Regions from separate parts of the Mus musculus genome. Here region 2 is linked to region 1. The links are chromatin loops, found by intact Hi-C in ENCODE. Cell type or tissue: heart. All regions are shown on one strand.

Evidence for each region. A loop is a pair of places that touch in the nucleus more often than their neighbours do. Peaks named below come from ENCODE experiments on the same cell type or tissue, not always from the same donor. Only the 100,000 strongest peaks of a DNase experiment are listed, where the experiment ranks them.
Region 2: it touches region 1 in a loop (7-fold over the local background); 33 of 42 quality-filtered maps call a loop at or near these places.

The regions. Positions count from the first base shown.
Region 1 is chr15:98,177,632-98,185,631 of GRCm38, forward strand. It overlaps Gm33909 (a long non-coding RNA gene), which reads left to right and starts at 2,902. Exons shown (of 4, transcript XR_384431.4): 1 at 2,902-3,454; 2 at 5,778-5,969. In heart, a CTCF peak has its summit at 3,961 (motif pointing right); DNase peaks (open chromatin) are centred at 3,720 and 4,400; H3K4me3 peaks cover 1,576 bases; H3K27ac peaks cover 1,874 bases; H3K27me3 peaks cover 698 bases.
Region 2 is chr15:98,385,263-98,393,262 of GRCm38, forward strand. No RefSeq gene overlaps it. Among named protein-coding and RNA genes, the nearest start is that of 1700031M16Rik, 9.2 kb to the right of the region's middle. In heart, a CTCF peak has its summit at 4,752 (motif pointing left); a DNase peak (open chromatin) is centred at 4,769.

The DNA of each region.
Region 1 (8,000 bases):
ATGAAATAGCTCTACAGCTGGAGGTCACCACAACTTGAGGGACCAGTGTTAACCTTGCATTAGCAAGTCTGAGGACTGCTGTTGTAGAAGGGGGAGGGGGCAGCAGAAGTTGCTGCTCTGGGTCTGCTTGTTCCTCAGAGGAGAGTCTTTAAGGTAACCATGTGGATGAGTCCCTGTTAGCCCAGGAGATCAGGCGAAACAAACAAACAAATCCAATGACAATACTCAGATGATAGAATCTTTGTAGTTGGAAAGTCTATGAGATTAAAGGTTCAAAGATGACACTTAGTCAATAGACTTTCCTTGGAGGAGTATATGCCGTGGCTGGTGGGAGCCCACCTAAAGAACTCAGATATAGAGATGTGCAGAAAATCAACTTAACGGAGTGGTACCCATACACCAGTGCTTTCAAAAGTACCACGAGGACTCTGCTTTTACAATTTTTCAACTTTTCTGAGCTTAATAATAAAAAGTTAACTGTGGCTAGAGAAACAGCTTAGCAGTTAATAGCTCTTCCTGCTCTTCCAGAGCTGCTGAGCTCAGTTCCCAGAACCCACTTTGGTTGGCCCATAACCTCTTGTGACTCAGCTTCTGGTATCTGCCACCCTCTTCTGGTCTCAGGGGACACTGTACTCTTGTTCCTCAGAGGAATACACACACACACACACACACACACACACACACATACACACACACACACACACACCTTTTAAGAGTTATTGAGTCAGGTATGATGGCTCATGCTTTTAATCCCTGCACTTGGAAGGCAGAGGCAGGAGGATCTCTGAATTCTAGGCTAACTTGGTCTAGTTAACCTTTTAATATGCTAATGTTATATAGATTAAAAATGCTACAAATTCAAACTCAAATATTTTTGATCATAGCAGTAATAATCATTCCATCTTCCGTAGCTATTGCAAACAATAAATCCAACACATTTATCCTATTAGAATCTGTGAATTTCAAAGGACATCATGTACAAAATGGGTTGATGACAGAGTCGAATAGAAAAAATATTGGCTTTGCCTAAAATGAACAAGAATAAAATATCGTTCTAGAATATACAATTAATACCTGCAAATAAATAGGAACAAGACGTCAGACCACTGGCATAAAGGAACAAAGGATGTGATCTGGCAACTTACTAAAGAGGAAAAACTAATAGGAATATGAAAATTCAATTAAAATAGTTAATAATATAACACAAGCTAAACCAATAATGTGTTATCTCTTTATAGCTACCAAAGCTACAAAAATAGGAGCTGGCAAAGTTGCAAATATCAGACATGCAGCTCTATAGGGTCTTTGGAAAGCCATCTAAGAATACATGTCACGTTAGAGCTTTACACAATATAGGATAAATCTTTTTACAGTTCCAGAATGGATCAAGCAGGGATGTCTGATGTAGAGTTATAACCTAGTGAGCAGAACTGGAGATGACACTGGAGTTGTCATGCCACTGTGAGAGTGAGCCAAGAGAGGCAGAATAAATGTTAGCATCTGGCAAAGTGCATGGAGCTGGAAAAACATGCTCAGTGACTCAAGTAAACCTAGGACAGGGCAGACATCTCAGCAGCTTTGGAGAACTAGAAAAATGAGTGTCTAGGAACGGAGGTAGGGCTCACTGATAGGCATCTGCTGAGCATGGGCAAAGCTCTGGGCTCAATCCCCAGTAGAGAAAAAGAAAATTCCACAAAGCAACTATGTGTGCAAAACACAAATATACACAGTAGAAAATTATTAACCTACCATAAAAGCAGAAAGATGAGAGTAGAGACAAGAGATATGAATAGAACAAGAGAGTTTTAACTTGCAGACATTAATAATGGTGCGTGCCATGAATCAGAGTATGGCTCATCTGATCTCCTGAGGAGCAAATAAAACATAATGACAATCTATCAGAGCAATATCTGAAAGATGAAGGGCCAGAATGAGTAATTCTTGCAGAAAAAAGTCCCCCAACTCTTGACAGCAAAATGAACTCGTTATTCCAAATAAGTACAGAGATGTGTGGTGCTCGGGCCCACAGAGGATTGCTAATAGTTGTTAGGGTGAGTGGTAACATTTGCTGAGTTTTCTGTAGGGTGTAAAGTTATTCCACAAGCACAAGGTGCAAACATGTAAGGCTGACACAAAGCAGGAGGAGGGGGCATTATCTTGGGCTCTTTCTCTGGAGATATGGGAGATATGGTCTTTTATTTCTGTCTCCCCTAACTTCAACATACTTTCTCTGTGCACCACCTTTTTCCTTCCTTCCTTCCTTCCTTCCTTCCTTCCTTCCTTCCTTCCTTCCTTCCTTCTTTCTTTCTTTCTTTCTTTCTTTCTTTCTTTCTTTCCTTCTTCCTTCTTCCTTCCTTCCTTCCTTCCTTCCTTCCTTCCTTCCTTCCTTCCTCCCTTCCTCCCTTCCTTCCTTCCTGTCTGTCTGTCTGTCTGTCTGTCTCTGTATGCCTGGCAAAAGTGCAGGGTCAGCTGTAGTGATGGGTAGATGAGATATAGAATTTCTTGATGGCAACTGTCCACTCCTATGGGGGAAGAGAGTTTTTGAGAAGTAGGCCGTGTAGCATAACAGACGCACTCCAAAGCATCTACACTTCACAGGTCATCAAGTGAACATTATGCTCAGATTTATCTATCTCCTGGGACCCCGTCGTCCCTTTCAGATGTTCCTATTTGAGGCGATTGTTTCTGCTTCCTAGTAAGGAAGGCGGGTCTTGTGTTTGGGTAGGATACTTTAAAGAAAGAATTATTTTTAAAGGCCCAGGTGGGGGCTGTACAAAATCACAAACACAAACAAAACAAAACAAAACAAAAATCTAGAAGCAGTGTGAGAGCTCTGTTGCAGATGTTGGGAGACAGAACCAGGTGGAGTGTGTGGATCAGTAAACCCCCTAAAGAGAAAGCGGGAGGGGAGGGGTGTCTAGGTGGCGTGAGGTGGGTAGACTAGATACCCAACCTCGGGTTCCGCCTTTGCCATTCATGGATCGAACCCGATGGAAAGCAGAGACGAATGTGAACAGTTTATACAGGCCAGTATGACAAGGACGAAGAGTCGAAGAGTCGTAGAGCCAGACAGAAGACATCTAGGTCTTTAGAGCTAGTATTACAAACGTTACAGTTAGCGTTTAATTTTCATGACCCACATAAGCCGTATTTTTCTATATGCTAAACCGTTTCACAAGACTCGGGGACTTGTGGGGTGAGGGTTCTCAACACTTTCTCCCCTGTCCTGTTGGAGAAGCTCTCCTTCTGTTCTGTTTGGTTAACGTACCAGGATTTTGCTAGATTTTATGAGGAATAAATACCGTCACAACACCCGGTACAGTCAAAAGCACTTGCGCCAAGCGCTGAACATTTAATTGGGTAGAGAGAAAAATAAATTACTCAAAAACGACGCGGGAGTCCAGAGATAAGGAAGACACACATTGTGGGAACTCAGAGATCCCAGGGACTCGAGGTACGTGGCGAGAAGGTTTTCTCGGGTGGTTAACTGAAAGGGGGCGATAAGGCGGCTGAGGACACTGCAGTTGTTTACTGGCGGGAAGTGCAGCCCAGCATTACACAATTCGCTAAAAATGGAGCTATCGCTTGGAGAGATTCAGGCTCCGCATCCTCGGACTGGACGGGCAGCTACCGAGCCTTCATGTGATTGGTAGAGGGCTCTCCGGCTATGCTCCACCCACACCCCCAGCCTCCGCCGAAGGGGAGGGGTACTCGGTTGGATGGGTATCCCACGCCCTGAGCTCCTGGGCAGGATCCTGCAGCTGCCCACCTCGGCCGCTGCAGTCACATCCCGAAATAGACCTTGTTTCTCAGAGGTGGACAAATCTGGATCCGGCGCGGGAGGGTTGGTCAAGGAGACGGCGCTCATTGGTTGTACAGGACGCGCCGATAGGCGGAGGAAGGCTGATTGGTCGCAGGTTCTGCCTGGTTCTAATCAGGTCAAGGCCTGCAGCGTCTTCGGGTGCTGCCGCCAGGTGGAGCTGGGCAGGGAGATGTGAGGACCTCGGGGAAGAAGAGGAGGATCAGAGAGAACTTCTGGGTTCTCTCTGGATTTTTTTTTTTTTAGGGGGCTGAGCTAACTCTAATGTAGTGGTTCTCAACCTTCCTAGTGCTGCGATCCTTTAATACAGTTCTTAATGTTGTGGTGACCCTCTCAACCATAAAAATTTTTTCGTTGCTACTTCATAACAAGTTTTGCTAGTTATAAATTGTAATGTTAAATATCTGATATGCAGGATATCTGATATGCATCCCAAAGGAGTAGAGACCCACAGGTTAAGAACAGCTGCTCTAGGCCCACCTAGTCATCTTGTCTTCTTGAATCCAGCCTTTCCGGAGCCCTTCTTAAGTAGTTATCTGGTTTTGCGTGGACCCTGCAGCTCTTCCCTTCAGGGGGCGGGGGCGACGACAGCCCACAGCTGCAGCAGGGGAGATCTGGCACAGGCAATAGCTTGTGAGCCCTTCTTATGACCTGTTCCACCTGGGAGGCTTGAGAGGACAGTTTCAGGTCACCCCAGGTCGGATTTCTCACTAACTCCTAGCCCCCAACCCACCTTCTGACATGCTTGTTGAACGCACATATGCAAGAAATCAACTTTTTTTGGGGGGGGGGGGTTGGAATTTCAGTCCTAACAGCCAGCACCCCTTCCCGATTTGCACCTAACAGCTCCTCCGAATTCTTCATGGTTTAGCTAACATCACCTCCTTGGCATTCTTCCGGACCTCCTTAGGTGAGCTAAGGACAGTAACAAAGTTCCACTGCAGTGTAGCTGGTGAGTTTACCTGCGGTCAGTCTCGGGGACACTGACTACCCAGGGGCAGGTATGCTACTAAAGGAAACATTTCTCTCCTTGGAATCCTTGACCTTGGATAGCCCCACTCCCACTTCCTCTATTAACTACTTAGGTGTCTTTAGGAAGAAGAGGGGCCTCATAAGCCTCTCCCTTTCACTGACGAAGTCAATGGAGTGTGCAGGTCACCTGTAGGTGATCACAGCTGCTGAGAGAGAGGTCAAAAGGATAATAGCAGTGTCGTGCCAGAAGAGAAGGGGGGTAGGTTCTGGGGCAAGGGCACTGGAGTGAGAATGGTAGCCACACCCTTTAAATACTGTGTAATCTGGGAAAAAAAAACCCACTAGGAACTTCTGTTTTTGATGTCAAATAGTGATCCTACTATCAAGGGATTCAACTGTAAAGGTCTTAGGACCAACGTACTTAATAGCCTTGAGCTGTTGTTATCTGGGCTTCAATGTTGTTTTACACGGACCCTTTAATAACACAGTTCTTGCCCTGTTCATAATCTCACCGTCTAGAAGTGCTCAGAACTGTCGGGGAGCGGTTCTCAACTTGTGGGTCAGGGTCGCCTAAGACCATCAGAAAACACAGATATTTAGGTTACAATTCATAACGGCAGCACACTCACAGTTATGAAGTGGCAGCGAAAATAACCTTATTATTTCATGTGTGGGGGTCACCACAACATGAGGAACGGTGTTAAGGGGGTCTCAGCATCAGGACGGCTGAGAACCACTGTTGCACGGTTGTGATGTAATTTTCAAAAACTGACTCAAAAGCCCACTGTCTTTTTTCTCTGCCTGCCCTTTCCCGGCTTGCTTTTCCTTTTCCGAGACTTTTTTGCATATTGGAATTTCAAACTTAAGAAAGCTAGGACTCCAGACTCCATGGTGACCCGGAAGGTCATGGTGACCTTCCCCTCAGTTTGATAACTTTAGACAGGGTTCTTCTGGGTTGTAAGTCTCTCCTCTTTTTTTCTTACAGAACTTACTTCAGAACACGTGCCACTGGTAATTTTCTCTGGGCCTTTGCTATGTATGTAAGTCTTAGAAACTTACTGCCAGTTTCATGACCCAGAAAAGGTCTTCTCAGGACCTGAGCTATTGAAGGTCTGTCCTTGAGGAAGATTGGTGTCCTCTCTCTCAGCCTGTGTGTGGGTTAAGAACCTGACTCCAGGTGGGTAAACCAATAGTTTTTTTTTTTTTTTTTTTTTTTTTTAAGATTTATTTATTATATAAGTACACTGTAGCTGACTTCAGACACACCAGAAGAGGGCGTCAGATCTCATTATGGGTGGTTGTGAGCCACCATGTGGTTGCTGGGATTTGAACTCAAGACCTTTGGAAGAACCGTCAGTGCTCTTACCTGCTGAGCCATCTCGCCAGCCCAAATGATAGTCTTAAAGTCTGGGACAAGTTTACTTTCCCTTAGGTGAGACCGATTAGCAGCACAGGTCACTTCTAGCGGCCCTCCCTTCCAGGAGGTTGGTTCTCTTCTTCCATCTGTATGGCATCCAGGAATGGCCTTACTTGATGGGCCATCTCCTGACCCAGTCCACCCTCCTCTCTCTCTCTCTCTTTTCTATTTTGTTTGAGACAGGGTTTCAATATATACCACTGGCTATTGAGCATGCCCCACCCCCTTTAAGAATATTTTTATTTAACTTAAAAAGTAGTAAGATCTACAAAATATATCTCAGGGAACCCTTTCTTGCCTTCTTGCTTTTTTGTTAATCCTCCTAACCCTTTCTTTCTCTTCCTGTATTCATCCTGCTTGAGACTTGCCAACTCTTGGATCTCCCTGTCTCCCCTTTACTTTCACATCGAATGTGCCCTGCTCCCTTTCCCTCCCCTCCCTTTCTCTCCTCTCCCTCCAGCCCCTCCCATTACACAGTCTTTGTCCCCTTTCTAGCTTTCTGGTCCCTACAGGCCTTCCAAGTCAACAACACAAATCTACAACTTTGAATCTAAGACTTGAGAACATTCATCGTTTATCGGTTACCATAGTACAATGCTCCCCATGTCATTTCGTTTTCTTCCCCCCTACAGATTTCACTGTTTTTTAAAAGATGAATACAATTGCACTGTGTGCAGGTACTACACTTTCAGTATCCATTCTTCGGGTGAGGGACAGCTAGGCTGACAGGATTTTCTGGTTATTATGAACAGAGTCTCTGGTTCAGGATACAGAGCCCTTTGGGTAGATGCCAGAAGTGTTACAGCTGGATCATATGTTAGCTCTATTTTCGGTGTCTTCAAAACCTCTGCAGCAATTTCCTTAGAGGCAGCACCAGTCTACGGTCCCACAGTGAACAGGGGGGTCCACTTTCTTTACAGCCTCACCAGCATTTGAAGATAGGGACTGAACTCATTCTTTGTTTTGATTCTTTAAACACTTTTTACTCTTATTTATTTCTTGTGCACGTGTGTGTTTACAAGCACCTACACACCACAGTGTCTCTAAGGAAGGCAGAGGTAGGGTCTCTAGGGAAGGCAGAGGCCAGGGTCTCTAAGGAAGGCAGAAGACAGCTTGTAGAGTTTGTTGTCTCCTCCTATCTGTCTGACTTCCAGTAAAAAGAGTTTATCTCAAGCTCATTTACTCCATGAGCTGTCTGATCTCCCCAGCCCGGTCATTTCCTTTCCCTGTTGCTTGTGGAGACAGGGTCTCACTATATAGCCCTGGCTGTCCTGGAACTCACTAGGTAAACCAGGCTGGCTTAGAACTCACTGCCACCACACTCCACTGTCACTTGTTTTCTTGATGACAGCCATTCTGACTGGTGTGAGGTGGAATCTCAAAGTAGTTCTAGTTTGCATTTGCCTAACGAATTGGCAAATGACATTGAACATTTTAAAAAATATGTTTATGAAATGTAGCAGCAATTAATGAAAAGAAGGCCCTGGATTCAAAAGATGGGTGCACGGGAGGCTTTGGAGGGAAGAAAGGGAAGGAGGAAAGGATGTAATTATTAGAACTTTCCTTTGAGAACCCTCTGTCCAGTTCTACAGCCTACTTTTTAATTGAGCTGTTTTCTTGATGTTTAGGTTTTTTTTTAAGTTCTTCCTATGTTCTAGACATTAACCCTTTGTTCATTGTAAAACTAAGAAAGATTTTCTTACAATTTATAGATTACCTCTTCACTTGACTGATAGTTTTTTTTTCTTTTTCTTTTCAAGGTAGGGTTTCTCTATGTAGCCCTGGCTGTCC
Region 2 (8,000 bases), 210 kb after region 1:
ACAAGAAGTCTACAGAACTCCAATTAGACTGGACCAGAAAACAAATTCCTCCTGTCACATAATAATCAAAACACCAAATGCACTAAACAAAGAAAAAATACTAAAAGCAATAAGAGAAAAATTTCAAGTAGCATATAAAGGCAGACCTATCAGAATTACACCAGACTTCTCACTGGAAACTATGAAAGCTAAAAGATCCTGGGTAGAAGTCATACAGACCCTAAGAGAACACAAATGCCATCCCAAGCTACTATCCCCAGCAGAACTCTCAATTACCATAGACAGAGAAACCAAGATAACAAAAACCAAATTTACACAATATCTTTCCATATATAGATGGAAAACACCAACACAAGGGGGGAAACTACACCCTAGAAAAATCAAGAAAGTAATCTTTCAACAAACCCCAAAGAAGATAGCCACACAAACATAATCCCACTTCTAACAACAAAAATAACAGGAAGTAACAATCACTCTTCCTTAATATCTCTTAACATCAATGGACTCAATTCCCCAAAAAAGACATAGACTAACAGACTGGATATGTAAACAGGACCCAGCATTTTGCTGCATATAGGAAACACACATTAGTGACAAAGACAGACACTACCTCAGAGTAAAGGCTGGAAAAACAATTTTCCAAGCAAATGGTCCCAAGAAACAAGCTGGGGTAGCCATTCTAATATCGAATAAAATCAACTTTTGACCAACAGTCATCAAAAAGAAAGAAAGAAAGAAAGAAAGAAAGAAAGAGAGAGAGAGAGAGAGAGAGAGAGAGAGAAAGAAAGAAAGAAAGAAAGAAAGAAAGAAGAAAGAAAGAAGAAAGAAAGAAAGAAAGAAAGAAAGAAAGAAAGAAAGAAAGAAAGAAAGAAAGAAAAGAAAGAAAGACACTTCATACTGGTCAAAGGAAAAAATCAAGATGAACTCTCAATTCTGAACATCTATGCTCCAAATGCAAGGGCACCCACATTCATAAAAGAAACTTTACTAAAGCTCAAAGCACACATCACACCCCACACAATAATAATGGGAGACTTCAACCCCACTCTCAGCATTGGACAGATCATAGAAACAGAATCTAAACAGAGACATAGTAAAACTAACAGAAGTTATGAACCAAATGGATCTGACACATATTTATAGAACATTTCATCCTAAAGCAAAATATATATATACCTTCTTCTCAGCACCTCACGATACCTTCTCCAAAACTGACCATATAATTGGTCACAAAACAGGCCTCAACAGATACAAGAAGATTGAAATAATCCCATGTGCCCTATCAGATCACCATGGACTAAAGCTGGTCTTAAATACTAACAAGAACAACGGAGAGCACACATACACAAGGAAGCTAAACAATGCTCTACTCAATGATAACTTGGTCAAGGAAGAAATAAAGAAATTAAAGTTTTTTTAGAATTTAATGAAAATGAAGACACATCATACATTATGGGCATCATGAAAGCAGTGGTAAGAGGAAAACTCATAGCTCTGAGTGCCTCCAAAAAGAAAGTGAAGAGAGCTTACACTAGCAGCTTGACAGCACACCTGAAAGCTCTAAAACAAAAAGAAGCAAATACACCCAAGAGGAGTAGACAGCAGGAAATAATCAAACTTAGGGCTGAAACCACCCAAATAGAAACAAAAAGGAACCATACAAAGAATCAACAAAACCAGGAACTGGCTCTTTGAGAAAATCAACAAGATAGATAAACCCTTAGCCAGACTAACCAGAGGGCACAGAGACAATATCCAAATTGATAAAATCAGAAATGAAAGGGAGACATAACAATGAAATATATCTTAAAATAATTATTCTGTTTGTTGAATATTAACAGTTGACAATATTAAAATCTTGTTTTACAAACATCAAGGAAATATTATTGATAATTTTTCCCACTGTGCTTGAAATTAGCATTTTCTTAATACTTAACTTCAAAGAGTTTTTGCTATTTTGAAATTTTAAAAATATTCTTACTGATAAAATAATTTATCTCCTAGAAACACTGATAATCTTTTTTAAGTAAACTGATTGTTAGACAATGTTCACAGATATATAATGTGTTTTAAATAATCTCTCACTATGTCGGGTGATGTCATATAAGGACTTTTGAATATATTTCTTAATGATTCATTTTTAATATTTTACACTCTTTTACTATGTTTAATTCCCAAAGAATATTTTGCATGTTTCGAAACAATTTAGTATTCAACATTAGATATAGGATCCTCAGTTATGGATAGTGTTAAATGTTCATTAATGATATTTTTAGAGTATAAATGGATATGAATATAAAAATTTAACAAATTTTTCATATATTATTAGATTCTCAAAATACTCAATATTGTTAATATGTTTGATGTATAAAATGCATTTAAATAATACAAATTAAGGGGAAAAAAGAAAAAGAAATAAATCTCTCATTTAGATTATTTATGTTGTGGATAGCTCTGTGCTGCTTGCTGTCCTGGGAGGGGCTGTCTGGAATGAGGAATGAGTCACACACTCAGATGACTTCTTGTGAACCAATCCCCTAATGAATAAAGGAGCCAATCATTGGGAGAGTAGGCGGGACTTCTGGATTGGATGGAGGAAGTGAGGAAGCAGGAGAGAGTTAGGTCCCTCTTTGGAATGGGGACAGCAGAGGGGTAAGATATAGCTAGTAGAGTTTCCCTGTATCATGGCAGATCCTCAAGGATTCGCCACCAGAGGAATCAGATTTTAATAAGGCTTACAAGATTAGGTTTTAGTTGTTGCGCCCAGAGATTGAGTTACCGTTGTTTCTGAACTAAGTTTCTTATGTTGCATTTTCCTTCACGCAGAGAGAGAGAGAGAGAGAGAGAGCGAGAGAGAGAGAGAAGCTGAACTGGATGTGGCCCGAGGCTTTTGGCCTCAAAGCCCACACCCAGCACTTCCTCCAACAAGACCATACTTTCTAAACCTCCCCCAAACAGCACCACCAACTGAGGACCAAGTGTACAGATACCCGAGACTCTGGGGAGTGGGGGGGGGGGGGGGGGAGGCATCTCATTCAAACCACCACAGATATAAATGTTGGTGAAACTAATACAGCTGTAGACAAACATCAGGAGCAGAACAGAGCACAGCCTTGGCGTAGAAGAGGAGAGTGCTGACATCTGACTGTTTCATACACACATACCCATCCGAAGGTCCTTAGAAACCAAGCAATTTAGCTTCACAGTAAGAATTTACAGACGGTGAAGAGTCAGGGTTTATCCTTAAATTTATTTACATCTAAAGTATTTTGCGTGGCACCTGCCTCACATGCACACATTTCATGTGTGAAAGCTAAGTGCTATGTCATATACCCCTACCTGTCAACAAATACACCTACGTGCCAGTCCATACATATCTGCATACAACCATTTGCAGCCAATATGGGGGTGGGGAGGAGGAGATATTTTACACCTGGAGTTTTGTTTTGTTTTTTAATTTGAATAAGACAGACTTACAGGCTGTGAGGTCAGGGAATCCCCGTCATTATAGAAGGGTAAAGCGGAATTCTAAGCGACAGTAAGCAAAATCAATATGGTGTCTCAGTACGAGCAAACCTGTCTGTCTGCAGAGTCCGTTTGTTCCTGCTGTGGAAGCAGGGTGGCAGCCATCACAACTGTGGGCAGATAAGGAAGGCTTGGAGATGTGAGGTTTGGCCAAGGAAGTCCGACAGCTATTGTAGTAAATATTATTTGGGGGTTTCTACCCCACCTTAGATCATTCTGTTCCAAAATAAAACACACAAAACCTTTATATTTATAATAAGCCTTACAGCGCTAGAGCTGGGCAGATAATAGCCCTGTATGATATTTTGTCTACTTCCCTGTCAATAATCCCGAATATGACTTGCTGTGTTCCTCCTGGGCTGCTCTACTCCAACTGGACAGCCCCCATGGCCAGTTCTCACAATCTACCCACTCCACTCTGTCTTCCTCTGTCTTCTCCCTCCTCTCTTCCTCAAGATCTCTGCTTGGAGCCCTGGAAAGAAGCCCTGCCTACCTCTCTCTTCTGCCAGGCTATGCAGCAACAGGCCAAACCTCACCAGCTGAGAGTAACATGGGCAGGCTACGTCCTCACCTCTGCTTTCTCTCTTTTTAGTGTTGGGAAGGATGAGAAGTCCTTAGAATAAGCTCAGGATCAAGAAAAATATATACATAAATTATTTCCTGATTTCCTGTTTAACATTTACATCACCTCTTCTAAAAGCAATTCTGAGCCAGAAGACCAAGGAATTTGCTGTGAGTGTGTCTCCTAGCTGTGTCAGAAGCTACGCCCATAGAGTCTCACCAACATGACTGCCCACGCAGGAGCTGAACAGGGCAAGCAACAATAGGCTTGCTCCAGTGGATGAGGGAACACAGGAAGAACCAGGGAACAAAGAATCTGAGAGCAGGAGAAGTGGTCTCCCCAGGGAAGAGCACACAGTACCAAGTGGTCAGCCCTTGTAACATACATGTAACATTGTACACATATAGACACATATATGCATGTAACAACAATGAATGAAGTAAGCCACGAATTTGAAAGAGTTAGGAGGGATATGGAGCTTAGAGAAAGGAAAGGGAAGGGAAACTGTAATAATAACCTCAAATTTTAAAAATAATCGTTTATTACGCACAGTGTTGTGTAACCACTGCCACTGATTTAAGAATTGCAAAATGAAGGTCATACATGTGGCTCGACAGGAGAGTAAAGATTCCAGCTCCTCCAGGCCTCCTGCTAGACCCCCACTGCCCCCTGGTGGCACGTCTTCAGGATGACAAGTTTCTTCTTCAAATCCTTTTGACAGGCCATAGCACAGAAGCCATAGCACACAGGAAGAACTGTCAATGATCGTAGAGAGGCAGAGGCAGAGGCAAGACACTCAGAGCATTAAAGAGATCTTGTATCAGGACCCCAGACCTGTACGCAGAGAGACTAAAGGAATCACCAAAGTAGTGAGAGGGCTTGGAGTTGAGAAGCCCTCAAAAGAATGGTGAGCAGCTCACACGTGACTGTACAGAAAGACTGACAGACATTTGCATCAAGTCTGGACAACAGGCTTTGCTCTTCACATGCTACATAAGATTCAGGGTCTGTGTGTGTGTCTGCATCTGTGTGTCTGCATCTGTGTTTGTGTGTGTGTGTGTGTGTGTGTGTTACTGTCTAGCCATGTGTCTCTGTGTGTGTCTGCATCTGCATGTCCGTCTCTGTGTGTGTGTGTGTGTGTGTCTGTGTGTGTCTGTGTGTATCTGCATGTGCATCACTGTCTAGCCATGTGCCTGTGTGTGTGTCTGCATCTGCATATCTCTGTGTGTGTTGGTATCTATATGTATTACTGTCTGGCTGTGTGTCTGCATGTGTGTGTGTTTGTATATGTGTGTGTTACTGTCTGTGTGCCTGTGTCTGTGTGTTTCTGTGTGTGTATGTGTCTGTGTTTCTGTGTGTATGTCTCTGTGTCTTTGCATCTGTGTCTGTGTATCTGTGTCTGTGTGTATATGTGTCTGTGCGTGTCTGTGTGTCTATGTCTGTGTGTGTATTTCTGTGTGTGTGTGTGTGTGTGTGTGTGTGTGTGTGTGTATTATTATCTGATGGTGCGTAAGTTGCTGGCCTTCTGTCAATCATTTTCTCATTTCTAGAATAGCCACAATCATAGCAAGCACCTCACTGAATTTTACATTTAAATAACATTTTCGACTTCTTTACCACATCCCACATTTTCAATGTTTTGCTTTATCTTGTTTCAGCCCAAAGCTGTCAAGCACACAGAGCTCTCAGTCACTACTGTTAGCAGCTCACACTCATGAAGTCACTGAATTTGAAGTCTATGAAGTTCTCTCTTTATCTCAATCAAGGAGGACAAACTCATTTGTTTAAGCATGTCAGGCCACAGTGGTCCCCTCTCCATCCCCAGGCTCATGGGATATAAAGATGAACGAGACAGACTCTGCTTCTAAAACACCTGCCACACAGGAGAAAATCTGCCGATGGGTATAATGCAATGTAAGGAGTCCTTTTACACCAGTGTGGCAAGACTGTGTGTGAGCTCAGGGGAGAAAGAGTCAAGCTGTACCAGGCGGTGAGGGAAACCTCAGATCATTCCATGCCATCCTACGTGCATGGGCAAGAGTAAGGCAGACGATGAAAGAAAAATCCTCCAGGTGGAGACCATAATTTAGTGGTCAATGTTAGAGATTACCAGTGTGGATACTGGGGCGAGTAATTTCAGATTGAGGCTAGAGGCAATTGGCACAGGTAATTGGATATGGCCTCCAAAATGGAAGCTCACTCAAACCCCCTGGGGCATCTTCCCCTTCTCCGCATTTCTGCAACTTTTGATGAGTGGACTCTGAAGACAATATGGGCATCTGGCCAACGTCTTGGCAAGTCTCTAGATGAGGGAGAGAATGCACAGGCTCTCTTTGTCCCTGGCAGTTGTTCCTGGGCTCGACCCTGGGGAGGTGTGGCCACAGACTTTCTAAACTAACTTTCCTGAGACCTACCAGCAAAGGCAGTAACTAGACCCCAAGACACTTGGACGGAATTGCACTCCCACACACCCAGCCTTCCCTGTCCTTAATGATGCTCAGTGGGACTACAGTTCTTTCTCTCTAGGACAGAACATTAGTGCCTCTGTGGCTGGAGAGAGCATTAACTGAAATGTGTGCTAATGCCAGAAGAGGCAGGGCCTGGAGGGTCATAATTTCAGAGATCTGAAGCAGGCTTGCCTAGCTCACCAGAGAGAAGCTCACATAAGCCAAGTACTTGTTGGTCGCTGGCCAACAGTGTCAGCAGCATCAGCACTGCCCAGGAGGTCATTAGAAATCGTCCAAGGCTTAGATTACATGGTCAGACCCTGATGGCTGCACCCTAGCCCTGGAGTTCTTGGTTTGATAGGTCTGGAGTGAGCCTGAGAATTGGCCTTTCTGATGACATCTTACACGGTGCTGATAATTCTGATGCTACAGTTTCTTTTGTTTTGAATTGTCACATGCAAGTCCAGGATGGGGAGCTAGCAATTAGATGCAGTCAGAGACCTCTCTTTGGCACTGGTTTAGAGCCGAGCTTAAAGCATGTTCCTTTGAGTTCTAATCCGAAGCCCTAAGGATCTTCTCTCGGGTGCTCCCCGTGTTGGTCAGATTCTGTTTAATTTCAGTCTACGGGATCGTCGTTGTGTGCCCCAGAAGATGATAAGCATTGCTGCACACAGACTAACAGGGCACAGGTTCTAACTGGGAGAAGACCCTAGGATTAGAGAGTATTTGTTGACTGACATAGGAGACACATCACAACAGAAAGGCCTGGAGTTACAAGCATCAAATATATGAGTTTGTACAGGATTGTGCAACAGTTTGTACATATACAGGACTTCATCACCAGGGCAGTAGAGAGGACAGGCTCCTCCTCTGTGTGAGAGTTCACCTACTGTTATTCTCTTGTAACAGGCAGCTGTGAGGGCCTCCATCACTGCCCATGTGGGCACTCCCTGATGGTGTACCCAGACTTCACTGATGGATACAACACAGTTGCTCCTGGTGGGTGCCTTCTCCACTTACCAACATCTCACCCCAGTGGTATACAGCATGAGCTTTTAAATGCTGATAGACTAGAGCAGCGTTAGCAGCAACCTCCCGATAGCTGGTCATTATTATCCTGCCGCTGACATTCTGCATCCTCCTCACAGAGGTCACCTCAATTGACTTGTTATTGTTACAGGATACCAACCCTCATCTTTGTGACACTTCACACTTCGTGTTTAAAAAGACTGAAATGGCTCAGCATGTGTGAGCAGTGCTACTTCAGAATTCCAATAGAGACGAAGACCAGCTGAGATGTGCCGCCTCATGGACTAACAACTACTGGATTCCTGGCTTTTCTGTCAGGCACTGTTAGACCACAGATGATAAGCCACTCTAATAACACACACACACACATGCAACACATAATTATATTATATGTTATGTGTAATGTATTATGATGTATTACATACCATATATTTCTT